Regions from separate parts of the Homo sapiens genome. Here region 2 is linked to region 1. The links are chromatin loops, found by intact Hi-C in ENCODE. Cell type or tissue: heart right ventricle. All regions are shown on one strand. Each heading gives the region's core, and the rest is flanking DNA. Links, peaks and the distances in the headings are about the cores only. Region 1 has its middle 270 kb from the start of DOK6. Region 2 overlaps LOC107985134 (a long non-coding RNA gene).

Region 1 (16,690 bases), core at 5,569-13,568:
CAAAACTAGTTAAAGGTATATAAAATATTAAATTTTATTTAAGTATGTAAGTTTCTCATTAAAGATGCCTAAGTTTAATGACCCATGGGGATGAAATATCTAGGTATGTATGAAAAAATAAATAGATACTTATATCCTAGTCATTAATTTTCATGTTAAAGTTGAATATGCACAATTTTGTTGTCAATCAAAACAATATTCCTTTGTATCTGATATAAGACCTATAAAAAAAGAATGATATAGATTTTCTGTCTCCCTTCATTTTTTTCCTGTAACTTACATTTTTTATTAACTTATCCTAAAGTATCTCTATGGATAGTTCATCCCATGAATATAAATTTATCACATGAAAAATACCTTGCTACATTAGGCATTTTCAGAGTAAGGTATAATTATCTTCCATTGTCTCTTTTATAAATTAAAAATAGTTTCAGCTTATCTATAAAAACTCTAGAAATTTCCACTTAATGGTAAAGATCAGTGAAACAACCGACAGAAAGGTACTTGGAATAAATATAAAAACCTTTTTCACATACGAAAATAATTATAACTTTCAATGATATGAGAACAATTGTAGAAAAAATCTATTTTGGAAATAAAAAAAGAAAAGCTTCATCATTTCAATTCTTATGTGGTACATCATATTATCAAGTCTTTTTTGATGTGTTTCATCAAATTCATTTTAATCTATCATCTAGATTTCAGTGTTATTTCCATAGCTCTGGAAGAATGGGACCTTTTTTTTTTTCCTTCTCAGCCTTATAAAAATAGTTGTCAGAACTGCAAAAACCATCAAATTTGACAGACAAGCAGGAACTTCATTAACCTGCTCAATCATTTATTAACCAAAACATTTTCTTTAGCTATAAAATTATGCATAGAATCCCCTGTAGTGAAACTCTCTTCAGTCTGGATAGGAATGTTACTATGTCTGGGGATTTACCTGCCTTTGGAGATATTGTTTGTCTTTAGATGTCTATTGGAAAGAAAATAAGGGATTTTTTTTACTTAAGATATCCTAACACTTAAAAAAATTAATGCTACCTTTTTCAGTTCATGAACTACTGAATTTTCTGTTTTTATAGATACACAAATAGCTTTTGTTTTAACTGCTCCAAGAGCTAAACATAGTGACATTACTGAAGCTGTTTTTAGCCTCTTAATTTTAGAAATCAGTGACTTTCTTGGTTGCCCTAAATAAGGATGCAAGGCAGTCATATAAATTCTGACCTTCTCAACACACAGCTGTAGGTTCTTTCAAACTTGTCAGCAAGACTGCACCCCAGTGGGCTGCCAGAAAGAGTGTATGCTATAGGGGAGAAGCATTGGTCTAGGCCTTCTAGACTAGTCCTTCTAGACTGTGGGCTTATCTCTTATGATAAGGCACAGTGTGTATGGATTAAGTTAGCAAATTTGGTAGAAAACTGTTCTTTAGTTCTACCATAATGCCTAAAGGGTATATCAGAATATAATTCTGAAATATAAGACTCAAATGTATTTTTGTATCATAGTCAAATTAGAATATTTCTAATTCCCTCTACAAAAAAGGCTAAAAATGAATTAGAGATTTTTAAAACAGCACAGATAATATCTTTTTTTTCTGATATTCTAAGCTGAAGGAGAAACAACTCACAAGTTCAATCTTGGTAAAACTTTAAACAAAGTTAAAAGTTCAGCCCAGTAAAAGAGTGAAATTGAAATGTCCTTAACACAAAGAAATGATAAATACTTGAGGTGATGAATACTCCAATTGCTATAATTTGATCATTACACATTTTATTCCTGTATCAAAATTTCACATGTACCCCATAAATATATACAATTATTATGTATCCATAATAATTAAAAATAAAAATATTAAAAATATTTTTTAAATGACTGGCTTGTGTAAACATCAAACTTCTCTGATACCTCCCAGTTGTTCTTTTGATTGAATGAGATGCAAGCAAAATGTTTGAATTCTGTTTCCTGTAAGTTTTCAAATAAATTCCAGAAATAGGAACACTTTTACACTGTTGGTAGGAATGCAAATTAGTTCAACCATTGTGGAAGATGGTGTGGCAATTCCTTAAAGATCTGGAACTAGAAATACCACTTGACCCAGCAATCCCATTATTGGGTATATACCCAAAGGAATATAAATCTTTCTAGTACAAAGATACACGCACATCTATGTTCATTGCAAAACTGCTCACAATAGCAAACTACTCACAATAGCAAAGACATGGAATCAACCTAAATGCCCATCAGTGATAGACTGGATAAAGAAAATATGGTACATATACACAATGAAATACTATATGGCCATAAAAAGGAAAGAAATAATGTCCTTTGCAGGGACATGGATAGAGCTGGAAGCCATTATCCTTAGCAAACTAACATAGGAACAGAAAACCAAATACCACAAGTTCTCACTTATAAGTGGGAGCTGAACAATGAGAACATATGGACACAGGGAGGGGAACAACACACACTGGGCCTGTCAAGGGCTGAGGAGAACGGGGAGAACATTAGGAAAAATAGCTAATGCATGCTGGGCTTGATACCTAAGTGATGGGTGGATAGGTGCAGCAAACCACCATGGCACACATTTACCTATGTAACAAACCTGCACATCCTGCACCTGTACCCCGGAACTTAAAATAAAAAATAAAATTAATTAAAAAAATAAAAATTTATTTTATCCCCAATGTGGTGTGCCAATATCTTTGACATCATGGTGTTTCCAGTAATATAAATGTATATAGACAAAAAAAATAGCATTTCTTCCATTTTTCTTGAAAGTGTAAAAGGATGAGGGCACATTGGCTCAAGCCTGTAATCTCAGCACTTTGGGAGACTGAGGTGGGTGGGTTGCTTGAGCCCAGAAGTTTGAGACCAGCCTAGGCAACATGACAAAACCCTGTCTATATAAAATAAAATAAAATAAAATAAAATAAAATAAAATAAAATAAAATAAGCCAATAAGCTGGGCATGGTGTTGCGTGCCTGTAGTCCCAGCTACTTGGGAGCTGAGGTACGAGGATCCTTTGAGCCCAGGAGGCAGACGTTTCAGCAAATAGCTGAGATTAGCAGTGAATAGCAGCGAATAGCTGCAGTCAAACCTGAGCAAAAGAGCAAGACAAATAAAGTGTAAAAGAAGAACTAAATGAGGTAATTCTTGCCTTGTCAATAAAATAGCTTAGAAAACATTCTGAAGGAGAAGTAAACGTGATTGTAAGCCTCAAATTGTTTCTAGAATTTTTGTATAAATTGTTCAAAGAAGGACACATAAACAATAAGTAAATGATAAAAAATTTAAAAAAATAAGAAGGCACATAAACAACAGACAAATAAAATAGATTTGCAAGGATTCAGATAGTAGAGGTTTCACCATACAACAACCTTACAAGTTGCAAAAGAATTGAGAGTTACAAATTTCAACAAAAATATGGAAACCATTAAGACGTTACAGAATGGCAAATGCATTAACTGGAAATATTAGAACTGAAAATTACAATACTCACAATTAACAAATTAATGGGCAAGTATAATAGCAGATATAACCATCTCATGAGATATTACTTTTCCAGCACTAGAAGGGCTAAAATGAATAAAAGAATCATAATATCACATTTTAATAAGAATGTTCAGCAACTGAAGCTGCCATACATTGCTGGAGGAAGTACAAAATTGTACAGCCATTTTGGAAAATAATTTTTCAGTCTTTGAGAAATATAAAAATGACTTTATGCCCTCCATGGGGAGAAAATAAAAAAAAATCCTTAGAGTGCCAATGAATAACATTGTATAGAAGGAGTGATAGAATTAGAAAATAGTTACTGAATAATTACACTAATAGCTAAAATTTTGATGAGAAACAGAATACTTAGATAGATTGAACCTATCTCCCTAGATATTATTTATTAACTAAAATGTAAAAATAATAATTTAAAGGAGAAGAAACCCAGTTTACAACATCTTAACAAACGATCAAATCTATCATTACCAAGACTGGGACAAATGGACATCATATACCTCCTGATACCATGTACCAAGAAGGACACACTATCATTTGAGTTGTATCCATGCCAAAAATGTGTAACTTGAATTTAATAATGATTCAAATTCTGGAGCACTTAATAAATAACTCTCCTATAATATTGAAACTGCTTTTGTGAAAATTATGATGGTGAGAGAAATCTGACATAGAAATGTTATTAAAGTGAAATAAATCACATCTAACAGACTCTATCTTGCTTTTAACCTCCAAGCTGCTGTTTTTCACTCCTGGAGTAGGCTAAACTAACTATGGGGGGAGTTTAGTTTCTAGTTTAACTGTTTTTGTTTGTTTGCTTGTTTGTTTTTTTTTTGTGTGTGTGTGAGAGAGAGAGCGTCTCACTCCATCACCCAGGCTGAATGCAGTTGTGCGATCTCAGCTCACTGCAACCTCCACCTCCCAGGTTCAGACAATCCTCATGCCTCAGCCTCCCGAGTAGCTGGGACTACAGGTGTGTGCCACCACACCCAGCTAATTTTTGCATTTTTTGTAGAGATAGGGTCTCACTATGTTGACCAGACTGGTCTTGAATTCCTGACCTCAAGTGATCCGCCTGCCTCGGCCTTCCAAAGTGCTAGGATTACAGGCATGAGCCACTGTGCCCAGATGAGTTTAACTATTTTTATAAATATGATAACAGCCCCTTCCCAAAACTAACCCCCTCCTTGCTCAGGGACAGTAACTGCCTTTGTAAAACCAACAAATTTGCCACAGAGTTAAAATTACGGTTCAGGAGTTATGTAATTAAAGGTTATGAGACTTGTAACTTCCCCAATTTCTGCTATAGATAATATCACTATTGTAAAACCTAAGATTGTGTTCGAGTTACTTTCCAGACCCTTCATTCTGAAGAGCCAGCTGACACCACTTGGACAAGTAATCCAATCCAAGTAACTGGTTCATCTGTTCTTGTGACCCCACTCAGGAAGTGACTTAGTGAAAGAAGACAGTTTTTACCCACTGTGAGTTTATCCCCAACCCAACCGCCAACATTTCCCATTCTCTACAACCCTGCCTCCCCACCAAACTATTCTTGTAAAAGCTGATCCTCTGAGCTTTTGGGGAGGCTGATTTGAATAATTACTCCCATCTTTCTGCTCAGCTAGCTCTGAGATTATGAAATTATTTCTCTACCGCAAAATCACTGTCTCAGTGACTTGGTTTTATCTGTGCAGCAGACAAGAACCTGTGGAGCAATTACAATATTTAAAAAAGTCAAGATGATCAAGCAAAATTCTAGAGTAAGGGTGACTATGTAGACATGCCCATTACATATTGGATGTGTTGAATTCCAAGTCAGGACACAAGTTTTCAATAAAAGATATTATTGGGACAATAAATGATATTTAAACATGGATGAGGAATTACATAATATTTTCATCAATGTTAAATTTACTGAAACTGATAACTGCACTGTGGTGTTGGCAGACAATGTCCTTTTTTCATCTGACATATCTATAGCTAGATACAAATATAGAGACACACACGTACACTAAAATGTTCATGAGTGAAGGTGCATAATGACTGTAACTTACTCTCATTAAAGAGCATTAAAATTCAAGCTACAGAGTGGGAGGAAATGTTTACAATTAAATTAAAAAACAAAAAGCAAAACAACAAAATTCCTCCTACATATTAATAAGAAAGTGATGTGAGACATTAGAAAAACAGAAAACTTAACATGATTTTTTTTTTTTTTTTTTTTTGAGATGGAGTCTCCCTTTGTCACCAGGCTGGAGTGCAATGGCACAATCTCGGCTCACTGCAATCTCCGCCTCCTGGGTTCAAGCGATTGTTGTGCCTCAGCCTTCCGAGTAGCTGGGATTACAGGCATGCGCCACCACACTCAGCTAATTTGTGTATTTTTAGTAGAGACTGGGTTTCACCATGTTGGCCAGGCTGGTCTCGAACTCCTGACCTCATTATCCGCCCTTGGCCTCCCAAAGTATTAGGATTACAGGCGTAAGCCACGGTGCCAGGCCCAAAATGACATTTTAAAAAATATAATGAAATGCCCAATAAATATATGAAATATTTAAAAATTTGCTCAACCTCATTACAAAATTGGGAAATTGTTATAAATCACAATGAGAGAGCATCACAAAAACACCAGAATGGCTAACTTTAAGTATTAATAAAATGATTGGTGATAGCAAGAGTATGTGCAAATGTGGCATAATGGTAGCTCTCATGCCGTGAGTTGGAGAACTGTTTAACTTTGTTTACCAGTGTTAAATATTTCCACACCAATGACCTCTTAGTTTGCCTTGTTGGTGTATATCCAACAGAAATTCGTGCATATGTGAGTGAAGAGACATGTATGGGAACACTCATAACATATAGTAAGCCCCAAACCTGAGCAAATCAAATAGCATCAACTGTAGCATAAATTTGTGTGATATAATCATTTGTGGGGATGCTACATAGCAAAATAAATGAAAGAATTATAGTTACATACAGCAAAGGATGCATCTCTAAACAATACTGAACGGAAGGAATACCTAATATATCCAGTTTCATTCATATTTGTATAAAGTTTAAAACAAAAATAGTTAGGGATATATACTAATATAAATATAAAGATAATATTGTAAGAAGAAGCAAGGAATTGATCACTCTAGAATTAAGAGCCCCACAGCAATTTAGGTGCTGCGTTCAGTAGGGCTGGGCTAAGAGCTATATTCTACTTGTTGATCTGGGTAGTGTGATTAAGGTGTTGTCTATTTGCTAATCTGTTAAACTGAATATTTTTATTTTATGTTTTTCCCTGTGTATGCTCCCATTTAAAATTCTAAACATTAACAAAAGAGCACCTAAGCAGCAAAAAAATGTAATAAAAGCAAAAGTGAAATTACGATTAAAATTTTGATTGAACTATTGAAACTTTAATTAAAAATTAAAATCAATATTGAGATAAAATACTCAGCTATATTTACTCTTAGAAAATAGGAAAAGTTAATTCTGGCTGACCCTTAAATTGGATTTGAAAGTCAAAATGATAAAGAATTGATCATCATTATTTTTGTTGAACCTCAGCTGTATATGTAAGAGATTCGGTGTGCGAGGACTGGAATTATGGGCGTTAATAGAAATGGTTTTTTATAAGATAAGCATCTCTTATTGTAGTTTAAATCTGAAGTAAAAATTAAGAAGTTTATACAAGTTTTGATCAATATTTATAAAAGTCTGTTGATTTAATATCAATTTTCTAGGAGATAAGCTGGGATTCCTCAAACTTTTAAGTTGTTGTTTTTAAAAAATGATTTTTCGTAACTATACTTTAACAGACAGCATATAAAAAAACCAAGTGATCACATGACTTACTATAAAAAACACCTTTATTAATAAATTAAATCAATCTTCCTTTAAAAACACTATCAAACATTTTCAAATGTAAATATCCTTTAAAGATAGAATTTAGAATGGAAGTCTCTGATTCATTTGAACTAGTTCTTTGGATTGACATTTGTATTGTATGTGCTATAAAATAGTAATATTGATATTAAAATAGCACAACATTAAAAATAAATGGCTAAAGTAATGATTTGTAATGCTTTAGACATTTAATATTTTAAATATTAATATCTTATATTTATAATGGAAAAGTAGTTCTGATTGTGGTTGATGCCATTGTCCCATGATTGAAAGCTGTAATTAATTCCTACAAGATTTTGCAAACGACGTTGAGACAAACACAGAGTTTACACTTCAACATTTTGGATTGCTCGTCCAGGCTCTATATTGTGTAATTTACTCATTTAGCTGGGACTTTCTAGTAAGGATTTTTTTAAGAGAATTGAAGATTCTAAATTCAAAATGTTATTTTAACTTTAAAAAGTAATTATATCGTTGGCATGAACATTAAAAAAAACACAAGTTAATGACTAAATACAGGCTAATTAAGTCTGTTTGGCTATAGCAACAACTGTCAAAATAAATATGAACTCTGCACACATTTTGATAAAGATCCACGAGATGCTCTAGTTTCTAGAGTTTCATTCCACAAACATAAGATGCAAAAAATTTGTCAGGAATAAATTATCATGGAGAGAAAAGGTGGAGAAAGATGGCTGAATAGAAGCCTTCAGTTGTCCCCTCTAGACAACTAATCACCTTCATAGGAACCAAAAATCAGGTGAGCAATCAAAGTACCTAGCTTTAACTTCAAATCATTGAAAGAGGCCCTGAAGAGGGTAGAAAAGACAGTTTTGAATTCTTTACACCACCCCATCCTTTTCCCTGGTGGTGGCCACATAGCATGGAGAGAGAATCTGTGCACTCAGGGGAGGGACGCACAGTGATTATGGGACTTTGGATTGGAACTCAGTGCAGCTCTGTCACAGCAGAAAGCCACACTGGGGATAACTCAGCTAAAGCCCACAAAGGGAGAATTTAGACGGGCCACAGCCAGAAGGGGATGGTCCCTCCTAGCAATCAAAACCTGAGTTCCAGCAAGCCCCGCCTCCATGGGCTAAAGGGCTTGGGGACTTAAATAAACTTAAAAGGTAGTCTGTTAAATGGACTGCAATTATTGGGCAAGTCCTGGTGCTGTGTTGGGCTTGAACCTGTAGACTTGAGGTGCACACGACCTAGTGAGACACCAGCTGGGGTGGCCACAAAGGTAGTTGCACTCTCATCCCCCAAACACAGCACAGCTTGCCGGAGAGACTGGAGGGGAGAGGCTCCTCCCCTCCCCTTGAAGAGAGAAAAAGGGAAGAGTAAAGAGGACTTCACTGTTGAACTGTGAGACAATACATTCTGTTGTTTTATGCCATTAATTATTTTGATATTTTCACTATTTCCCTCATTTTGTTTCATTAGAAACTAACCCAGAACTGACACAACAGCTGTAGGAAACTAATACAACATGCGTGGAAGAATCATCACAGTGAGTAAAAAAAGCACAACAGAATTATGGTGGATGTCTCCTTTCAGTGTCTGGATGGGGCAGTGAATATATGTAGAGATTTTCTTTTTTTTTTTGTCCCTTCAGCCTCAAATTGAATGTTTGCGATGATTCTAGGCTCATTGCACTACGAACAGCGTTATGAGAATACGCTTTCTCATTAAGTAGATTCTCTGACATTTGCAGTAAGTTGTTCTAGTTCTGAGTTTTGGAGCCAAATAGTAAAATTTACTATCATCTATTAATATTGCATCTGTTGAAATATTTGTGGCAGCACATTCCCTGTGCCTTAAATCTTTTCTTTTTCTCAGAATGCCTGGAATGTAATAAGGGATGTAACTTACTTTGTCATTATTGCAAACACACACACCCCCACACACACAAACACACATACACCTATAACTATCTGCTTTGTAAAGTATAAATTTTAACACAAATCTATTCAATTCTAAGAAGAAATATGATAAAGTCTAAAGGGATAGAATGAAGAGGCTTAAATCGTACCATAAATTCTTAAAGGGTGGCTTGAGTTACAAGAAACTGTTGCTAAACTGTAAGCTGCATGGGACTAAAGATTAAGACAAGCATGGGAATAGTTTATAGTGCGTGGTTTGGCTTGAACTGGGCACAGTCTGCTTAAACACTAGCTCCAATTGACTTACAATTTTGGTCCCAGTTGGGAAAAAAGAAATGCAAATAGGCATTTACCCTCTCTTGCATGATTATTTGTTAGAATCTAGACATCATTTGAAAAGGATTTTTAAAAAATCACAACACCTAAAATACACAGATGTGAAAGTGCTTTAAAACAAGTCAGAAACACATGACTTCCCACTGCCCTTATGCAAACATCTGGCTCTCCACCACTTGGCATGTCCAGATGCAGAAACACAAAGTGATAATGTGCTTATCTGTTAACTACCAGATGTTGTTCCTTCACATTCTCATTCAGTCTGTTTGAGACTCATGATACGTTTTTTCTTATTACATTAGTCTAAGACATCTTCAATTTTAAAATAAAGAGACACTGTGGGTGGATGTGGATGGATGGATGAGTTTTTGTTTACATGATGAATAGTCTTTTTGTCACAAGTCCTTCTTTGTAGGCTTATTTTAGGACTCTCTGACCTGGAAACACTCCCTGGATGAATCGGTAGTGTAATGTATCATTTGATCCTCTAGTCTTACAGTCTATCCTGGCTTGTCTCCACATGGATGATCTTCTACTTCATTCTTATAATAGGTATTTTGACACTTTGTCTGGTGTTAAAAGCCTTCAGAGATCTCAATGGAACGGCCCATGCTTTTTTGTTTGCTTGTTTGTTTGTTTACAGCTGTAGGTTTTGAATAATCTGTCTTTTCTCCAAACACCCTTCATCATAATGGTAGAAACTCTTCAGTAATAATATATAATAACGAATCTTCCTACATAGAATGAAATGCAACCCAGTCTATAGTGGTAAACAGTGGTTACCACACTGCCTTGGAGTTTGTGAAGAAGCATATAAACCCAGGGGCCTTGATGGTGGCAGTCAACTGGGGATACGCCATTATATTTATCCCAAAGGTTCATATTTATGGTATAATGGATCATTTTTTCTAAAAAAAATGCTAGATATTTATGAACTGCTCAAACAACATTTGTTTTATAATCAATCTTTACTCCCGGGCTGGGATTGTACAGATCTCAGTTTAGGTTGAGTTGTTGATAAACACGCAAGGGAAACCTGTCTTTCATGTTCTTTGCCTCTATGTTTTTATTAGTGTATCAAAATGAATTGTATGTATTTATGCTCAGAATATTCACAAGTTTTTTTAATTCTTTAATTTTTAATTTTTAAGATGCATTGGCCAGCTATTCAATTTTATAAGTTGTAACTTTAGAATATCTTATAACATTTATTAAGAAGGATTTATTTAGCTCCTTGTTACCTTTATCATCTTTCCATTGAATTAACTGTTACATTAAACCATGATTGCAATATTTTTTATGGAAACATTATCATGATTTTAATAAATAAATAGCTTACAAAATGTCAGATGTAACTTGTTTTCCTTAAAAAAATCAAACAAACAATTTCTGGAAATGCCCTCATTAAATTTTAGATGAATAAAATAAGTTCATTTTTAAATACATTTTGTGTTTTAGCCACCTATCAAATAAAATGTTACATGAGCTTTCTCATAGTTTGGATATTTTTCTACATGTACATTAATAAGTTGTTATCAAAGATCAAGTATATTTTTCAAATAAGAAAATCTTTTTATTTTTCCTGATTACAAAATGTAGCTTCAGAAATGCAAATGACATAAAGAAAAATAGTCTTGAATAGTACCACTCACTGACAACCTCAGTTACTCTTTTAGAACAATATTTATTTTAAATGTATATGTGTATGTATACATGTATGTATAAACACACATATGTATATGCCTATAAATTTATGTCTATAACTAAATACTTACCTATATGAGTGTATGAAATTCAATAATCCTCTGATTGCTTAAAAAGTTAATAGATGTAATAGCAGAATTTAGTCATCAAAGCATAAGACTAGAGATTTTGGGCTCTATCAACCATCAGCGAGAATGTGTCTTTAAATCTTTGAATTTCTTAATTTCTCTCAATGTCCCTCCTGGGACTTCCAGAAGGGACTTTTCAGAAAAATAACTTTTGTAGTTTTTATTGGGTGAAGAAATACACACACACACACACACACACACACACACACACACACATACATACACATACACACATAGCAACATTGATCATCAGTAGTTGAAATCAATTGAAGTCATCCCTTGATTATTTTACTACTTAATGGTAATTTTTAAAAAATATATTCTTAATATTTATAGTTACATAATATGTGTATATATATATATATATGACATACATGTGATGCTTTTATACAGATATACAATATGTAATAATCACCTCAGGGTAATTGGGGTTTTCATCATCTCAAGCATTTATCATTTCTTTGTGTTGACAGCATTCCAAATAAGTCCACTCTTTTACTTATTTTAAAAGACGAAATAAATTATTGTTGACTATAGTCAATCTTTTGTGCTATCAAATATTAGATTATATTTATTCCATCTAATTATATATATTGCATCCATTAACTATCCTCATTTCATTCCCTCCTCCCAGGTATACTTCCCAGCCTCTGGTAACCATTGTTCCACTCTCTATCTATATGAGTTCAATTGTTTTAGTTTTTTCCTCCCACACAAGAGTGAGAACATGCAAAATTTGTCTTTCTGTGCCTAGCTCATTTCACTTAACATAAAGTCTTCCAGTTCCATTCATGTTGTTGCAGATGACAGGATTTCATTACTTTTATGGCTGAATAATATTCCATTGTGCATATGTGCCACATTTTCTTTATCCATTCCTCTGTTGATGGACACTTAGATTGAATCCACATACTGGCTATTGTGAATAGTGCTGCAATACACACGGGAGTGCAGAATGCTTCCATTCCTATAACCACAGAAATCATGAGGAGCTGATCTGAAACTGAAGTAAGTACTCGAACAGCACTCCTTAAACATTAATAAGCACCATCTGGTGATTTTGTTAAAATGCAGATTTTGATTGAATAAATCTTAAGTGAAGAATGCATTTCTAACAAGCTCACAGGTGCTACAGAAGCTGCTACTATGAGAATCATACTTTAAATGATGAGGTGATAGAGCCAAGAGAAGTCCTGCTGTGTAGATGCTGAGTAGGAGTGCCCTGCTTAGCTCTTCTGAGGTTCACAGATGATTGAATAAAAGTGTCTACAGTCATAATTATAAGATGCAATATGAATGCACAAGTACATGTAACAGTATAATAATACTTCCTTATTATATTATAAGCTACAACAATGTAGTCAATTCGTACATATGTCATAAATATGAAACATGGCTATTTGACCTATGTTTTATGACATACAAAAAGAGGTCTGTGCACTTGCAAAAAGCAATTTTACTGAATTTTCAAGGTGGGCAGTTGGGGACCCAGCAAAACCCTGTAGATAACATTTATTTATTTAGGAGGACTTTATGGTAAATAGATAATACATCCCTGAGATCAATATCAGCGTGCCTCCTGTAAAGAACTAGGGATAACGTGAAAAGTCTGGCTTAATTAGCATCTTACATTCTAATGGCATTTGGAAAAATGAATTCTTTGAGCTTATCATCAGAGTCAAGTATAACTTCTGTAGGTTTACATGGCAGACGCTCAATTTTGGCAAGCCTCAAATCCAATTATACATGACACATCGTCACTAGAAAATAAAAAGTATTCTCTTGGTTTAAGCACTAACAGACCACAAATAAAGAAGTGGCCACATTTTTTTTTTGAAGTGCACGCCAGTGTGAGACCCCTAATAGCTGAAGTGCTTAGGGCCTTATTGGCACCATCTAGTGTAAGACTAAAGGTATATAGTTCATTAATTCTATAGATTCAATGTGGTGCTTTTTAACAAGGATATTCTCATTTAATATTGATAACAGACATATGGGGTCGATTCTTTTGCTGTTGTTTTCTTTTCAGATGGGGAGACCAGAATATCACTGAAATTAAGTTGCTTCTTCCAAACATTAGTGCCAGGAATGAGGAGAGCTAGAACTTGACTTTAAATTCTCTGTCTAAACGTTTCACATCATAGAACATAGTGTGTCTATAGATAAATTTATATATATATATATATATATACACACATATATATATATACACATATATATATATTCATTCAGTTATTTATTGGTTGGTTTGCTTATTTATTCATTTATTCATTTGTTGGTCTTTATTAAGCTTTGATGGATCTTTCAATGTGACAATTGAATAGTATTCGATGATATGAGCTATTTACCAGGGTAGTAGTTTGGTAGTTGGTTGCATTTAGAGGGACAACTCAGCCTGTAGATCCTAAAAGTTCTCTTTTCCAAACTTATACACATATTATAGAACCATTGTCTAAACAGAGTGGCACATTGCTCAATTAGGGGTGTTCAGATAATCCTAGAGAGAATTTCCATCCATACCTAAAATATCTAGAAATATGGGAAGAAATCATCATGGAGCTTGTTGTAATACCTTGGACACCCATTGGCCTGCAATGTGTTACATGCTGAGAAAGAACAGAAAGCTGTCTTTATAATGCCACTTCTATAAAACTCTACCATATTCTGAGGCAAGTAAACTGAGAAATAGTGCTGCTGTAACTGAGGGACTGTGAAATCATGCTAGGAGGAAGTTGTGAAGCAAAAGGCTATATGTGGGTGCCTCATAAATCATCTGGTGGGTGCCTTATAACACCCACATATAGTCTTTTGCATCACAACTTCCTCTTAGCATGATTTCAAAGAGCAACACAACCCTATTTGTACTAGCTTCTTTTATAAAATTTAAGGGTGTAGTAATTACAATGCATTTAGTGAAACTTTTGCCATGGAGTTGTATACACGATGTTAAACAGATAATATAAAAAAGTGCATTGGATACAAGTGTAAGAAAAGGGACTAAATTCATTTTTCATAAATGAGTTATAGTGTTTTCATTCACTTCAAAGGCTACAACTTAATTTTCTCTACAAGAATATAAATGCAAAAGTGTGACAAATCATTGGGAATATTTGAGAAGTGGTAAGGTTTAAAGGCATCATTTGGCAGGACATTGAAATACTTATATTTATTAGCTATATAATGTTGAAGTAAAGACTAATAACCTTGAAAGAAAAGTAATCTTCATGTTTTGATAGAATTACAGAAGCAAGTAATATATAACAAATAAACATCCAAGGCAAAATTAAAAAAATAATTGAGACAGGGTCTCGTTCCCGTTGCCCAGGAATGGAGTACAGTGGCACGGACAAGGCTCACTGCAGCCTCAACCTCCTGGGCTCATGTGGTACTCCTGCATCAGCCTCCTGATAGACTGGGACTACAGGTGTGGATCGATATGCCTGGCTAATTTTTCGTAGAGATGGGGTTTTGCTATGTTGCACAGGATGGTCTCGAACTCCTGGGCGCAAGAGGTTCACCCCCCTTGACCTCTCACATTGCTGAGATTACAGGTGTGAGGCACTGCACCCAGCTGGTAAAATTCTTAATAAGGAAAATGGTACTACTAAATGCAGAATTGTTCTTATACATAGAATATTTGAGGTTTCTTATGTGTAATCCATTTTGTGTTTGGAATAGTCAAAACCTTATTTACTAAGAGGTTTGTCATGTGCTTCATCAGCTTCGTAAGACCTTTCCTCCCAAGTTTCCTCCATTAGTCACTTTCTGCTAGAGCCCATGACCACTGTGGGGTCCAGGAGACAAAGGCTATGGAAACAAATACCCAGAAGAAATAGCAGACAAATTCAAATTCATCCATTTTGCTATACATGTGCTCTCTTTGATTAAATATCTAGTCATGAAGAAGATGGTTGACAAATGAAATGTATTTTCAGATGTTTTGTGACTATTAATTTGAAATTAGTGAAAGAGATAATTACATTTAAAATTAATTTAGAAAGTAATATTATATAATAAACTATGTAAATATATATTCATATTTACCACCAGTGGTGCTAAAAATTTAAGGAAAATGAAATGTTCCTACCTGTGGTTTGAGTCTGCAGAGAGGAATTTACTCATCTGTTGTTTACAGTCAAGACATTTTTACTCAGAGGATATTAACAAAGTCAGTACTTTTAAATAAATAAATTAGCACAAATGGTGACTATTTTATTTTATACTGCTATATCATGTTTATATTTATTAATAGCAAAAATCTGTCATAAATGATTTCTAAAAATTTTGATTATTTTTTCCTACTGCATGGAAATAATTGCCTAAACAAAGAAGACTTTCAAATTTTAGCATTCATTCTAGTAAACAAATGAACATATTTGTTTAAAAATTTGAAAAGTAATATGTTAGCAAGTAAGCACTTTATTAAATGAGAGACTGAAAGTTCTTTAAGATATCAAGTAACATTATATACTTTAAGGGATATATCTAAGAAACTTGTGATATTGGTTGTATAGCAAAGTCCTTTGTCATGTAACAAACTTTCCTCCATCTACAAATGGTGGATTTGTCAATTGTCACTAATATGTGGTATCATGGCCTGAGCTAGCCTGTTGTCTTCCCATGGCTACAAAATAATGGACCATAAATTAATGACATAAAAAAACATTAATTTTTCTCAGATTCCCTAAGTCAAAAATTCAAGGTGGGTGCAGAAGGGTTAACAGTCTCTGCTCCATCACATCTGATGCCTCCATTAGAAGGTGTGGAGACTGAGGGTTGCAATTGTCTAAAGCTCAGTCCCTCAGGTGTTTCTCACTTGCTCAGGAATTTGATGTCTGGTAGCTGATGGTGAGGAGCCGGTATCTATAGCTGAGTAGCTAGGCTGCTTGGGTCTCTCTGTCTTCAGAGGATTTGGTCTCATGATTTCTCCAACAAGATGGCTTCCGACTAGCTGGACACCTTACTTGGTGACTAAGAGCTCCGAAGTTGTATGTCCCAAAAGAGAGTGAGTCAGGTGAAACGTTACCATCCTTTTTAATCTAGCCTCACAAGCCTCACAAGAATACATATCCAAGCTATTCTCTCTCTTAGGAATGAGGCATTAAGTCCAGTCCATATATAAGGAGGGGAAAATCAGACTCCATCTCTTTATGAAAGGTCAGGAATTTTGTGGAATATTTTCAAGCTATCATATATTGCTAAGCGAAAATTCATATATAATT
Region 2 (16,690 bases), core at 3,520-11,519, 46 kb before region 1:
GAAGGAAAGAGTTAATTCAATTACATTGTAACTAATATGACAAAAGTAAATATTTGACTACTGTTTTTAGGATTTAAGTAAAAATGCTGACTATAAATACCCTGTAGGTCTAATTGCTTGTTAGGACTATTGAAAACATGCATATCTACTAGCTCGAAGTAGGATTTTTTCATGAAGTTCAATAAAAATACTATTTTTTTTAAGTTCAAAACTTTTATTTTTTCTGTAGGGGATACAAGTGCAGATTTCCTACATGCATATATGGTGTAGTTGTGAAGCCTGGGCTTTCAATGTACCCATTACCTGAATAGTGAACGTTGTACCCAATAGGTAGTTTTTCAACCCTCACCCTTTCCCACCTTCCCACCTTTTGGAGTCTCCAATGTCTATTACTGGAGACTACACTCTGTCTGTCCATATGTACCCATTGTTTACCTCTCTCTTATAAGTGAGAACATGCAGTTGAAAATACTACTTTCATTTTTCTTTAAAGTGTTCTTTTTGGGGAAGAACCGAGAATGGAGGAAGAGAAGGAGAGCTTATTTTCTATAGGGTGAAGATGAATGGGTGGTATGTTCACTGACAAGGAAAGACTTTAATTCTGGCACTATGTATGGCTCTCTGGGTCTGGGTTTGTGTTGCCTATGCCTGCAGATGGTGTAGCAGCCATAAACACAGTGAGCAGAACAGCAAATCAGTCAGTTTTTGGAACAGTCATCCTCTGGGCTCATGGTAATGAAGTTATTTAGCATCAGCAGGGTCAACTTGGCAGGACATTAATGGTTGGACATACTAGCACACAGCAATGGAGACCAGGATAGAAAGAAAGCAGCTCTTCCTCCATGAGAAGGAGTGAGACTATATAGAGGCAAATAAAGTACCCATGTTGGGCACAAAATTTTAGAGGATGTTCTTCAAGTAAAAATAAGACAAGCAAATACATTTAAAAATTATTATTGATTTATTTGTTTCCATTAAATATGGGAAGCTAAAATTATGATACATTCTATTTGTAGAACCACTACTCTCTGTATGTATTAATCACTACACAATGAGGGTTATTCACATATCAATATTTAATCTTTCAACTTTTCAATATTCAGTATTTCAGTATACTTTCAATTTTTAAAACTTTTTTTAAACATCTTCAATGTTCTGGAAAAAAAATACCCATTTAAAAATATGGTTTAGTACAACAGCTTGGGGAGCTTCACAGACACCCTGGAAAAATGGCTGAAAATTCTTTTTAAAAAGCTAACCACTTAGAGTCTCTGGAAATGTCCATAAAGGCCCACAGCAAATTAAGAATATTTGCACAAGAAAATCTGCTAAAACTCAGTAAGAAATGGAAAAGTCTGTAGTATTTGAACCAAGATTTGTGCTCTGTCTTCTCTCACAGGTCATGAAATGGAAACTTCCCTCTAGTTTGGTATAACCAAGAACTCAGTGGGAGTGCCATTATCCCAGGATGAGCAAGACACCTATATTTATCTTTATACTTCAGCTCCCTGTTGCTCAGGCTAAGCTTCTGGTGATTGTGGATCAAAGGTGTTGGTTTCCTTTTTCAGCTCAAACCCTTTGCGGGATAGAGGCTCAGTCTTGGGCATATTACTTTTGAGAACACTCTGGCCTACAATCTTTTTGTCCTGGCTTGTGGGATGGGTTTCCTGTGCTGAGATAATCAAACCTGAAGCTGCTGCTTCCCCATCCACTGTCTTTAGCTCCTAAAGTAAAAATGTCACTCAGAGAGAAGCAGGTCGATGCCCCACATCACCAGAGCCATAGTTCAGAGATTTTGCCCAGGGGGAAAGCAAGCATCAGAACACACTGAAAAGGTATGACCTCATTTGCAAATGTTTACAAAAGTTCAAGCCTAAGGGTACTCTTAAAAACTTATGGGAGTTGTGAGGGAAAGGCAAGTTAAAGTAGATTGATAGATTCTTTGCAGGTAGACACCAAACTGTATGTAGGCCAACGAGTTTGCCAGAGAAAAACAGAAAAGAGACAGCTAGAAACAGCCCTCATCTAGTGAAGACAAATTTCAAATGCTGACCTTAGAAACTATCTCTTCAAAATAGACTGGATTTGATTGGATTAGTTTGTAACCTATGGCATGGTTGAAATCAATAGACATATCAGCTGGGACTGGTGGATCATAACAGGTGGGTGTTGTCAGAAAAAGAGAGTCAAAGAAAGCTCTGTCAAAACAACTGTAATCCTAAGGTGACTGGGGGCATAACCAAGGCTGCCCCCCACAACCCAAGGAGCAACATGAGAAGCTTCACTCTATGGAAAGTGGAAGAGGGGGCATAGACTTTACTAAAATAATTCAGCCAGTTACTAAAACAGTAATAAAGCAAAGAACAGTAATATGCCCTGGATGTGAGGTAGCCAGTACCTAGAATTGCTACGATGCAATATCTAAAACAAGCGTTTTCCAACAACAGCAACAACAAATAAGAGACGTGAAAAGAAACAGAAAATTATGGCCTATACACTGAGGGGAAAAAGCAGGCAAGAGAAATTGCCTTGGAAAGCAACCAGATGTCAGACTTAACAAAGAGTTCAAAGTAGTCATTATAAATACATTCAAAGACATAAAGGAATCTATAAGTAAAGAAATAAGGGAATGTATGATAATGTCACATCAAATAGAAAGAACCAAATGGAATTTCTGGCATTGGAAAGTGTAATACCTGCAATAAAAACTCACTGGAAGATTTAACAGTAGATTTGACCTGGCAGAATAAAGAATAAGCCAATCTGAACATAGACATTATGCAATATGAAGAACAGAAAAAAAGGAGAACAATGAAAAATTAACATCATCTTAGAAAAATGTGGGGCTCCATTAAGTGCACCAACATTAATGGGAATAGTAGAAGGAAAAGTGAGAGAAAGAAGCAGAAAGAAAAATGAAATAATGCCTGGAAACTTCCCAAACTATTGTAAAACCATCTACAAATTAGGAATCTCAGCAAATTACTAGAGAATAAATGCAAAAATCCAAAAATAGATGTATCATAGTAAAGCTGAAAGTCAAAGAGAAAATATTCAAAGTAGCAAGAGAAAAATAACCCACCACTTACAAAGGAACCACATATGATTAGCAGCTCACTTCTCATCAGAAATAATGAAGGCCAGAAGAGTGTGGACTAACATTCTATGCGCTCAAAGGAACAAAAACCTAGCAACCAACAATTCTGTATCCAGCAAACTATCTTTCAAAAATAAAGGTGAAATTAGACATCCCCTTATAAAGAAAAAATTGAGAGAATTTCTTTCTAGATTTTCTTCACAAGGAGCTCGAAAGGACACTGTCAAGAAAATGAAAACTCACAGGAGAGAACATATTTGCAAATCATGTATCTGATAAGAGACACATATAAAGGATATATAAAGAAATCTTACCAGTGAATAATACAAAGACAAAATGAAAACAAAAACAAACCCCGTGGCTCAGGGTATGAAAAGAGATTTCTCCAAAGAAGCTACATAAATACCCATTAAGCACTTTAAAAGACGCTTGACATCATTAGTCATCGGGAAAATACAAAACTAAAACCAGAATGTAATACCACTTTCCATTTACTAGGATAATTATAATAATTTTTAAAAGTAAGGTATTAACAGCTGTTGGCAAGAATGTGAAGAAATTAAAACAGTCATACACTGCTGGTGGGAATATAAAATTATACCACTTCATAGAAGTTTGTATTTTCTCCATTGGTTAAACAATTTCCATGTGACCCAGCAATTAATTCAACACTAAGTAAACCTAAGGGAATTGAAAACATCTGTCCACAGAAACAAACAAACAAACAAACAAAAAAACATTTACATTAATATTTACAGCAGCAGTATTTATAATAGCCAAAAGGTAGAACTAACCCAAATGCCCATCAAGTGATGAATGGATAAACAAAATATGGTATACCTATACAATGGAAAATTTCTTGGCTTAAAAAGGAAAAAAGTGCTGATTCATGCTACAATAAGTGTTTATTTTGAAAATATTGTGCTAACTGAAAGACGCTCACCACAAATGACTGTATATCATGTGATCCCATTTATATGAAAGGTCCATAGTAGGCATATCTAGAGAGACAGCAAGCAGGTTCCTGGTTGCTTTGGACTGTGGGAAATAGGGGGATTAGAGGATGCTAGCTAAAGGGTGTGAGGTTTCTTTGGAACATATTTTAAAATTGACTGAGGGGATGCCACACATATCTGCAAATTGAATTGTACACTTTAGATGGGTAAATTGCATGATATGTGAATTATATCTCAAAAAGCCATTATAAAATTTTTTTTAAAAAAGGTATGTAAAAACTGCAATAGGAATATACATTTTTCCTTTTGCCACAAGCTCCAATATGGCTCAGCCTGGCACTGTGAATGATCTTTTCTTTATATATATTTATAATATTTGTTTATCAATGATTTTTGTATTAATTTTAATATATTTTTAAAATGTGGTAGTAACATCTTATTTACATAGATTACTGAGATTTGGGCTCATTCTTAAATTCTATAACTGAAGCAAATACTTCAGTTGCTTTTCCCTAGTTCCAGCCTCTCTCTGAGGCTGAAGGAGTTGTCTTAGTCAGCTCAGGCCGTCATAACAAAATCCCATAGACCAGGTAACTTAAACAACAGGAATTTGTTTTGCACAGTTTGCATGAGGAGTCCAACACCAGTAAGCTCACTGATTCAGGTCCCCAGTGAGGACCCTGTTCCTGGCTTAGAGACGCCTGCCTTCTTGCTATATCCTCCCATGGCAGAAAGTGGTGGGTGTGGGAGGAGAGAGAGAAAGAGAGACAGAGAGAGAGAGAGAGAAGATAAAGAGAGAATGAGAATGAATGACCTAGTGTCCCTTCTTATAAGAGCAACAATGACATTATTAGGACCTCACAATCATGACTTCATCTAAATAGAATTACCTCCCAAAGTTTCGTCTCCAAATACCATCCCATGGGGAATGCATAAATTTTCATTACATTACATGAATTTTGGAGGAACACAAACATTCAGTTCCTAGCAGGAGCTATCAGCAGAAAAGAGAGCTGCAATTACATTAGAGTCACAATCTGAAAAGCAGCACAGCGTCCAGAAGAAATTCTAGGAACCCAGGCGATGCAGTGTTCTAGAAACCTCTGAAATTACTCAGGGATATTTAAGGGAGCTACTTTTTAAAAAGTATGTGTCTGTTGGAACTTATAAAATCAAGTTAAAAATCATTTACTTTTATTCTATAATTACAAATTGGTGAGCCTGAGTTCATATGGCTGATTAAGAGATGTTATGTGGGATTTGATATAACTTTATGAGAAAGATAAAATAAAATGGTGAGCAAAATGCTTGCAGTCTTCACCTGAGGAGAAGCGATTCTTGCTTGCTGGTTAGCAACCAGATTTTCTTTTGATTTGCAGAACTCAGTAACATAAGGATAGGAAAACTAGAAGAAGCAAGAAAGGCTAAAATAATCTGCATAATAAACAGCTTCCGCTAGATTTCCAGTAATAGTGGAATGCCTCATAAAGAACTAACTCTTTTGCAGGTAACAACTATATATTTAGGTTGATGCAAAAGTAATTGCGGTGTTCGCCATTAAAAGTAACGGTGAACACCGCAATTACGTTTGCACCAAACTAATACTCTGAATAAAATGAAATGCAAACACACACACACACACACATACACACACACGCACACCAGCTATCAAAGGCAACGGAGAGTGATCAAAGTTGGGCAGAAAGTGGAGAAGGGTCCACAATTGGAAAATGTGACACTGAGATCTTTTACGGTTGTTAAGGTTTTCCACCTGACGGCAGGCCCAGGGCAGCACTGTGAAGGACTGAAATCTGATAGAAACCAATCATTTTGCAGGCTGAGAAATACAAAGGACAGGGTTTTTCATGAACACAGCAGCTTAGAATATTCTGGAAATCATTTTGCTGGCTGAGAAACACAAAGGACAGGGTTTGTCATGAGCAAAACAGCTTAGAATATTCTGGAAAGCAGCCACTAAGTGGGTGCTCAAATTCCGTACATAAAATCTGCCCAATTCTCTGGCTGACCCTTGAACTGCACATGTGCTTATTAGAATGAGGCCAAAGAAAATGTGAAGAGACTTCAGATGCTACTTTCTGAAGGCCTAGAAATTTAAATTTGTGTTACAGCAAGTTAACTTCCGGCTAAAATTTAAGCAGTACTTTGATAAGCCTTTCCTTCAGAATAAAAGAACTTTATTCAGAGTTTCTATCATGTGTCATTCACAATGTTCACAACAGAATTCAAAATCACTAATCATAAGAGCACCAGGAATAGAAGACTTATACTCAAGAGAACAAACAAGCAAGACCAACCATAAGAGGATGCCGATAGTGGAATTAGCAGACACAAGTTTCTATAACGTGGTCATATCGTAACTATACTTAAGAGTGTAAAGAAAAAGATGCATAAAGTGCATGAAAATATAGGAAAACTCAGAAGAGAAATGGGAAGTATTAAAATGAAATATAGATATTTTATAATAGAACTGAAAAATTATGTATCTGAAAAAAACTGCTAAAGTTAACAGCAGTTCTGAAATCACATAAGAAACAGTTGAAAACTGAAAGCTATGTTGTCATTATCATCACCATCCAACTGAAAACAGAGTGAAACATGAACAGAGCATCACAGACTTGTGGAGCAATATCAATAGATCTAACACGTACGTAAACTAGTCACATACTAAAATAAGAAAGTTAATCAGAAAAAAAAATTGACAGAATATGTGCAAAGATTTCCAAAATTTGGTGAATGAAAATCATATATATTCAAGAAGCTCAGCAGAACTCAAGTAGAATAACTCTAGTGTCTCCCGCCCCGCAACACAAACTCACACCTAGCAACATTTCGGTCAAACTACTGAACACCAGTGATACTGGTCTTTGTAATAGTAGAGAAAAACATAGAGGGCAGGCATACAAATTATTGCAAACTTATTATGAGAATAAATGGAAGCCAATAGGCAATGTAACTACATTTTTTAACATACTGAAAGAAAACTAAAGAGGATTGTCAACATGGGATTCTATATGTGCTGAAAATATTCTTTAAATGAAGGTGAAATGAAGACATTGCCAGATACACAAATATGACAAATCATTGTCAAGAAAAGCAAAATAAAGTATTTATTCTATAGCTATCTTAGTCTGTTTTCCATGGCTCTGAGTCCCTGAGGCTGGATAATTTATAAAGAAAATAAATTTATATTTTATAGTTCTGGAGGCTGGGCATTCCAACCTTGAGGGGCCGTGTCTGGTCGGCCCCTGGTGAGAGCCTTGTGCTGTGTCATAACATGGCAGAGGGCATCACAGGCTAGGAGGGGTACACTGAGAGCCAAAATGGCTTTTATAATGAACCACTCTCGTGATAACTAACCCACTCCCGTGATAACCCATTAGTCCATTAATCTATGAAATGTGTTAATCCATTCATGAGAGCAGAGCCGTAATGACCCATCACCTCTTAAAGGCCTGACCTCTAAATACTGTTACATTGGAGATTAAGTTTTCGCATGAGTTTCAGAGGGAACAAACATTCATAAAATAGCCATAGCTAAATAATAAACTTGGACATTGAGGTATGCTCAAAATGGCAAATATGTGATTATATATATATTATTATACATATAACATCTTTTTAAGTCTCTTAGTTTATTTAGCCTATATAGAGAGTTTAAAGAAAAATTATGGCATTGTATTGTGGGGCTTTGGCACATGCAGATGTATCATATATGAGAACCATATCATAAAAACATAAATAGAACGTCATGGTTGCAAAGTTCTTGCATCTCTTAGAAAGTGATACAATGTTAACTATACGCAGAATGTGAAAATTTAAGGATACATATTGTAATCCCTAGATGAGCATTAATTAATGTGCAAATCTGGGTATTTTAATTTCATTTTTAAAGATATCTAGGAACGGGATTGATTTAGTAAATTGAAATGCAGTTGCTGAAGTACCAGATGTGTCAGCACAGTTAAAATATGGATAATAACTTGAAACTTCTGGCTTGGTTTGTTGCCTAATCAAAACAATCTGTGCTACTAAATAATAACATTATAAAAATAATTTTTGTTTTTATTTTAGATTCCTGGAATATATAAGCAGGTTAGTTGCATGGATATACTGCACAATGCTGCACGGTCCTATAATCCAGGTAGTGAGAATAGTACTGATAGGTCATTTTTCAACCCTCCCCTCTCTCCCCTCTTATCCTTCTACTAGTCCTCAGAGTCTATTGTTTCCATCTTCATGTCTATACGTACCCAATGATTAGCTCCCACTTATAAGTGAGAACATGAGGTATTTGATTTTCTGTTCCTGCTCATTTGCTTAGGATAATAACCTTCAGCTGCATCCATATTTATGCAAAGGGTGTGATTTCACTTATTTTTATGGCTGCATAGTATTCCATGGTGTACATGTACCACATTTTATTTATCCAATCCACTGTTAGTGGGCACCTAGTTTAATTCCATGCCTTTGCTAATGTGAATAGTGCAGCAATGACTCTACAGGTGCATGTGTCCTTTGGTATAATGATCTATTTTCCTTTGGGTGTATACCAAGTAATGGGATTGCTAGGTCAAATGGTAGTTCTGTTTTAAGTTCTTTGAGAAAACGCTGAACTGCTTTCCACAGTGACTGAACTAATGTAAATTCCAAACAAAAGTGTATAAGTGTTCCCTTTTCTCTGCAGCCTCACCAACATCTGTTAGTTATTTTTTGTCTTTTTAATAATAGCCATTCTGATTGCTGTGAGATGCTATCTCATTGTGGTTTTGATTTGCATTTCTCTGATCATTAGAGATGTTGAACATTTTTTCATATGTCTGCTGACCACCTTATGTCTGCTCTTGAGAAATGTCTGTTCATGTCTTTTGCCCACTTTTTAATGGGGTTATATGTTTTTTTGCTTGTTAAGTTCCTTATAGATTCTGAATGTTAGACATTTGTCAGATGCAGAGTTTGCAAATATTTTCCCCCATTCTGTGCCTGTGCATTGTCTATTTACTCTGTGATGGTTTTTTTTTTTTTGTTTGTTTGTTTTTTTTTGTTTTTTGCTGTGCAAAAGCTCTTTAGTTTAATTAGGCCCCACTTGTTAATTTTTGTTTTTGTTATACTTGCTTTGGAGGACTTCGTCATAAACTCTTTGCCAGGGTTGATCTCCAGAATAGTATTTCCTAGGTTATATTCTAAGGTTCTTACAGTTTGAGGTCTTAGATTTAAATAGTTAATCTATCATTTGTAAATTTTTGTATATGGTGTGAGGTAGGGGTCCAGTTTCATTCTTCTGCGTATGGCTAGCCAGTTATCACAGCATCATTTAGTGACTGCAGAGTCTTTCCCCATTGCTTTCTTTTGTCAGCTTCATTGAAGATGAGATGGTTGTAGATGTGTGGCTTTCTTTCCAGGTTTTCTATTATGTTCTATTGGCCTATTTTTGTATGTGTCTGTTTCTGTAACAGTGCCATGTTGTTTGTGTGCACACACACAAATATATATGCAGAGAGAGAGGGACAGAAATTTTAAAGGAATTTTCTTATTGAGCAAGCAGACCAACATACTGGAAATTCAGGAAAGAGTTGATGTTACAATCCTGAGTCATAAATCCACAGGCTGAAAGCTTGGGCAGGGTTTCCATGCTGTAGTCTTGAGGCAGAATTGATTCTTGCTCTGGAAACTTCCGTTTTCACCTCTTACATTTTTTAACTGATTGAATGAGGCTCACCCACATTTTGGAGGGTAGTTTGCTTTGCTCAAAGTCTACCGATTTACATGCTAATTGTGTCTAAAAAATACCTTCTCAGCAACATCTAGACTGTGTTTGACCAAATGGCCTAGTCATGTTGACACATAAAATTAACCATCTCAAATGCTTGTCTTTTTTTTTTTTAATTGTTAGGCTTAAATATAAGCTATACGTGACAATGGAATGGGCAAATAAATAACTGTTATGAACACTATTCTGGCATTCTTTACTAGCATGATATTTATTGAGACAGAAAAATACATAAAACATAATTTGGTAAAAGTGATACTGTTATTTATCATGTATTCAATGTCTTTTCAGGATTTTAATCATCAAAAACATTTAATTTTCAAATCAGTTATTTATATCTTATACTTTTAAATGTTATAGCTCAAAACATCATTTATTGAAGATGTTAGGCATAATTTAGACAGGTCTAACTCTCACATGTCAAACTTGCTCACGTATTCAGGTAAAGGGTCCAAACAGTTTTTGGTAGATGGAAACCGAATCTTAGAAAAAGCTGTTTCTGTTTTCTCCTCTTTGTATTTTTTTTTTTTTTTTGTCTTTTACCCATGTAGGGTAAGCACAGTAAAGCAACTGCTTGTAAAAGTCATGTCAGAAAGAAGCATTAGGAGCATTGCAATATTAAAAACAGCAACAAAATTCTCATTAGTTAGATTGCAGGTTGGGTCCATTACACTTCAACAAACCTAACTAGTTTTTATTCATTTATGAGTCAAGAGGAAAGGAAATTTTTAAAGGAGAAATAGCCTTCACTGCAGTCACAGAATGGAACAATTTATAATTTACCTGAAAAAGTTATAATCTTTCTACTAGGAGGTTTTTAGGAATTCACTATTCATTTATTTATTTGTTAATGGCACAGAAGAGACTATACTATGAAGGTCAAAGTTGCATACCTCTTTATCATAAGACTTAGAAGCTTTAGAATCAGAAAGTGATAAGTTTATAACCCAGGAATTTCAGAATTGGAAAAAAACTTACCCCTTGAGCAACATGGTGAAATCTCATCTGTACAAAAAAAAATACAAAAGTCAGCCATGCGTAGTAGTATGTGCCTGTAGTCTCAGCTACTAGGGAGGCTGAGTGGGGAGGATCTCTTGGGCACAGGAGGTTGAGGCTACTTGAGCCATGGTTGTGCCTTTGCACTCCGGTCTGGGTGACAGAGTGAGAATATGTCTCAAAAACCAAACCAAAACAAAAAACACAAAGGAGAAAAGAAAAAATATACCCTTGAGAAAATGGCTTAGCCTGTTTTAAGCTGCACAAATAACTTCAACCAGCATTGTTTTTAGTAGCAAAAAATGTAGAGAAAATTCAAACATTCATCGATGGAAGAATAGATAAATACATTTGGTATCGTCAAACAATGGATTAAACAAAAAGAAAGACAGAAAGAAAAAGTGCACTTATCTAAATCAGTTAACTTCAAATATACAATTTTAAGTGAATACCAATATGTTGCAAAAATTGGGCAGTACCTGTTTGCTAGTGCCTATATAAGTACCAGTAACAACATGTATTTTTTTAGGAAAGCATGTTTGTAAAATATGTATAAAATCCCAAATGGAGAGAAACATATTCACTCAGCATCTCAGGTAAAAGATAGAAGACATAAGATGGAAATCAAAATAATTGGGTGGGAATCTCTGCAGTACATCTGCAAAGCTTTTCTGTTTTTCTTTTCTTTCATTTTTTGTTTGTTTGTTTTTGTTTTTCTTGAGACAGAGTCTCATTCTGCCACCCAGGTTGGAATGCAGTGACACGATCTTGGCAAACTTTTCCTAATAGATGAAAATATATGAGAGTATACATTATAGTGGTTAAATTAGGGTTATCATTATATGGCTGTCTGCTATATTAGTCTCTATGTGTTTTTATCTGTGCAATCACAATTAAAACAAAAAAGATGATATTAAGACATTATCGTAACAGAAGCAGATATTTATAGCTACTAATTAGGGATATTTACATCCAATTGTACCTTCTACAAAGTAAAGCAGCAACAAGCAGTTGTATTTTATTTTAAATCAGCTCTGCCTTCGCTCATCTTTGAAAAAACTATGTTATCTATCAAAATTCCTTACGCTTTCTAAAAGATCGGTGAATGGTACAGGGTCAATAAAATTCTTTGAAAATCTTAAAATCAAACCAATATACCTTTAGACACAAGCTGAGTATGTTACACTGAATAATAGTGACAAATTAGTGATCAATGCATGTCTAATAATACATTCAAATGCATGCTAATACTTAATCCAATGCATATCCTTATCTTAAAATCAAATAATCATGTGCATATTCAGAGGCAAGGTTATGTTATTCTCTTAAATAGTACTATTTCAAGAATTATAAAAAGCATGCTTCTAACCTAGCGGAAAAAAACATAAGGATCCATGGAAAATGTTTCTAAGGAGAGCTCTCTGATTTATTATGTATGACTATAACAGAGTGCAATTCTATAAATTGGAAAAAAAAAAACTACAGTGATAAAACTGATACAATCTATCTGCTTGCCTATGTAGAGTTGGCCTATAGAGAGAGAGGATTGAAGTCTTATTTCCCCTGCAAACATATACTTTAAAATAAGATTGCTCAATAGCTCCCTGCTGCTGTTATCAGAAGGGAGGTTAGAAATCATACAAGCTCCACTTTATATTTCATCTCCCATGCTACATTTAATAATATAATCTCAAATTAAGGCCACATGGTGAGGCATAATTCTGCTGCTCAAAATAAAAAAAAAATGTCATTTTCAGAAGACACGCAAGGAGAAATTATTCACATATTCCCAAAGTTGGCTTTATGTATATTTTAATCACTCTTATAGAGTAAACAAAGCTCAAACTTTCATCAAAAAGTGAAAACATTGGAAAAAAGATAAGGACTTTTCTCTGCAGTCAAGGTAAATTAATTAGAAATGCAATCAAAGAACTATTTTACTAATATAAATTAATTTAATTGTAACAATTTAGTTGCATTTTTGTCTAAACAAAATAATTTACCCGATTAGAGTAATATATGTTAGTCTGTTCTTGCATTGCTATAAAGAAATACCTGAGATTGAATAATTTATAAAAAGAAGAGGTTTAATTTGCTGATGGTTCTGCAGGTTGTACAGGAAGCATAGCAGCCTCTGCTTCTGGGAAGGCCTCAGAAAACTTACAATCGTGGCAGAAGGCAAAGGGGAAACAGCAAGTCTTACACTGCCAAAGCAGGAGGAAGAAAGTGAGAGTGGGGAGGTGCCACAGGCTTTTAAACAACCAGATCTGGTGAGAACTCTAGCAAGAGAACAGCAATAGAAAGATCATGGTCTTTATAAGGAGGAATATCAGAATTTGAATTTTAACTCTTTTACTTATTAAATATAGCTGCGGACCAGTGTGTTTATACTTTTACAGCAATTAGAATAGTGACTAACAGAAAAAGTTCAAATAATTTTAGCTATTAGGATTACTTTTAAACATTTATTCATATCTTTTTCTGTACATCCTTTAAAATAATTTCATTGTAATGGTCAGTAATGAAATAAGTAGTAATGGATTCATTATAATACTGAAAGTTTACTTAAACAATAAATCCATATTTAGACATACATAAAAGTGGCAATAAAAGTTTATTTAGCTACAAGAACATTGAGATGCACAGTGAGCCAGGAAGTGTACCATATGCCATGTTACACCTGGATGCTGTGTGGTGGCACCTTAATCACTCTTCTAATGTCATTATAGTTCCTGAATATTGGAAGACATATGGTATTTTGCCTCCTTAGTGGCGCATTTTCATCCTAGCTTGGTTGACAGTTATTTACTATTAATCTTCTGCCAGCTGTAAATATGATGTTAAAAATAAAACTTCTCTCTACAGAAGAACTTCCTCTTGGGTGTTTTACATGCTCTCCCTTTACTGGCATCAACTCGTGTCAAGAATTCCATTATCTGTGCTTTTCATCTCATCCTAAGCAATTCTTAATAAAAATAACCATCAGCTCTTTGGTATGAATGCAATATAAAAATTTTTAAAAAATAAAACTAGTTTATTAACTAAAGGATAATGTCCATGCTACATTACAATTTATAAAGTCCTCTCTCCAGTCTGTTGATTCCAAGATGTAAAACTCTAAAAGAAGTTCTTAAGCAGAACTAACCTGAACAAATATCTTTTCACAATGCATGAATTAATGGGGCTCAAAAAACATCATCATTTTATTTGAAAAAGAGTTCTAAGAAGTTTCCAGCCAATGTCAGAATCTGCCTGAGCCTCAAGTCTTCACCTCATTTGATATCAGGGCGTGTGGAGAAAAGGAATGAAGTGAGCGTGCTGTGTTTTGTTGGGTGGGCTCAGGATTAACAAGTGACACTGCCTCTTTCTTAGTCTACTACACGGAAAAAATATATATATATTAAAAAACCTGCCACTTCTAACATATAGTTTGGAAGTCTAGTGACAATGGGATTGAGAGTGAAGGTTTAAAAAATCAGAAATGGTTCTAAAAAGAGCTCCCGGGAATTGATTCACCAAAAGTTACTATCGCACATCGTGTCTTCCCTGCACACTGCTTCTTTCCTGCACGCTTCTCCCCTGCACGCTGCTTCTCCCCTGCAAACTGCTTCTCCTCTACCTGCACAGAGCCTGGTAAGAGGTAGTTCTCTAATAAAAGAGGGAAAGGGAACCCCTAACTCAGAAGAGAGGCGGAAACTGTGGAAATTTATGGCCACTTTCACAGCTGTGGGAAGCATGAACAAGAAAGATGCTGAGAAAATTAGAGGAAGGCCCACAAGGTGACTTAGATGTCTAAATGTCCTAAATTAAAAGGTGGTGTGGCTACAGCGAGAGCACATCATCCATTGCTCAGGTATTGAAACAACAGGCCGGGGGCTCCCCATGACCTGCCGCCAATCCACCCTCACCACCACCACCATGCAGCCCAGAGACCAAGGGAACATAAGAGAGCGGCAGCACTCAACAGCTCCAAGAAAAAACAGACACAGTTTTTCTAGAAGAAACAGTCTAGAAGTGTGCATGGAATTCACCCCAGGGGGGTTACATTAAGTCAAGATTAGCCTGACATGGAAGAGAATGGGATATCCTTTGCCACCACCAAAAGTACAGGTGGTGGACTTGTTTCTGATCACTGAAGCAGGAGTTCTTAACTCTTCCTAGTGATAAATTTTTGAAGCATGCTTGTTAAATGCTAGCATCCCATTGGTATAGAACTTTATGTCAGGCACACAGTGGATTAGACATATTTTTGTGGATTGTTATACACACCTATCAATTGACCACACCAGGGTTCTAGAGAATAAGGTAAATTCTGAGTGACATGTCACTGTTCTATAACTGACAATTGAAACCCAACTTATATATGAGACTGATAAGTTTGATCAGGTAAGATCATACAAAAAAAATGAAGGAAGGGTTTTTGTTTGGTGAGAGTTTCTGAGTAAAAACGTGCAAGAGAAACACTATTTAATGAGAAATAGCTATACGAGTTAGCTAACAAACCTTATCTCCACTTAATCCAATCTTGAAAACCATCGTTTTTGAGGAAAAATCTTCATTACCCACCTGTATCAGTCAGTGTACAGGCAGGAGATAGAAAGCAGACAAGGAGTTTGAACAATTCACTACAAACAACGAGGTGAGAATTGCTGGAAATGCTTTCCAGGCAGACAGAACGTACACAAAGTTCAGATGGAAACGTATAAAGTGCTTTCAAAAACAACAGTTAGCCACCTGGAGGGTAAGTTTTAGTTGTGGCACATTGATAGAGCCTTACCTAACTGTCTAATCCTGTCCTAGTTACTGGGAAGTGGTGAGAAGAAAAACATAAACCAAGACTATGTCCTTAAAAGCCTCATTCTGATAAATAAAGTAATGTCTGATGGTGGTATGTACTATAAAGAAAGGGATGTAGGTAACAGGCTGGAAAGGAAGGTAGTCAGAGGACAGGTAAATTGTAATGAGATTTGAAAAGGTCTTAAATCCAGAATAACAATGTTTGGATTTTGGTCAGTGCATGAAAGAAAGAAACTAAAGATTTTTTTAACATAGATCAATTAAAATATATTTTTAGAAAGGCTAGCTAGGTGTATGCCTACAGCAAGGCCTGGGGAGATGGTGTGAGGAGATGCTTGGCATCCAGAAGCTGATTGTTTTGCAGTTTCAGCAAAAACAGATAAATCACAGATTATCTCCACCACACAGTCTTGCACACCAAATTGTAAACTCCTCAGAAGCAGAGAACTTCTCTGTCTGTTGAGTAATTACAATAATCACTGGCCTGGAATTAGCATTTAATAAGTACTTTTGAATAAATAAGTAAATGTATCATATGCACGTTGTGTGTATATGTCAACCTCTTTCTGAAAGAGTCGAGGGTTTTCTCACATGAGTATTTTTTAAGACATTAGCCATGTTTCATATTATTAAAAAGAACAGATATTTGACTAATGCATATAAAGTGCACTATACTATTACTGCCCCAGAAAAAGAAAAGAAAAGATGGCTCACAGAATTATTCTTCAATAAAATTTCTAAAATTTTATTTATCCTTCTTCAAATAATTGAATCCAAAAATGCAATTACCTAGAACTGCTACACATTTCAAGAATTTCAAGAATTATTATTTTCCAAGTGCAGAATATGCATTTCCATGAACTTAAAAGATCCATACTGATAACTGATGATTAATTTGTGTCTCCATTAATTGGGGACACTGAATATATTTTTCACCACCACCTTATTCTGTGAGAGCACATTCACTATCATAACTGACATTTTAAAAGAGAAAGACACAACTGTTAAAAATGCCCGGGTGTTAGCATTCAAATATGATTGTTGTTACCAAAAAAC

What was found. Peaks named below come from ENCODE experiments on the same cell type or tissue, not always from the same donor. Only the 100,000 strongest peaks of a DNase experiment are listed, where the experiment ranks them.
Region 2: a loop joins it to region 1, with 2.3 times the contacts of the local background. A loop is called at or near these places in 1 of 110 quality-filtered maps.

What each region holds. Positions count from the first base shown.
Region 1 is chr18:69,121,174-69,137,863 of GRCh38, reverse strand. No RefSeq gene overlaps it. Among named protein-coding and RNA genes, the nearest start is that of DOK6, 270 kb to the left of the region's middle. In heart right ventricle, for the core only: no CTCF peak of the experiment used is centred there; a DNase peak (open chromatin) is centred at 9,809.
Region 2 is chr18:69,165,222-69,181,911 of GRCh38, reverse strand. LOC107985134 (a long non-coding RNA gene) reads right to left here. Exons shown (of 2, transcript XR_001753488.1): 2 at 15,223-16,690. Among named protein-coding and RNA genes, the nearest start is that of DOK6, 230 kb to the left of the region's middle. In heart right ventricle, for the core only: no CTCF peak of the experiment used is centred there; no DNase peak of the experiment used is centred there.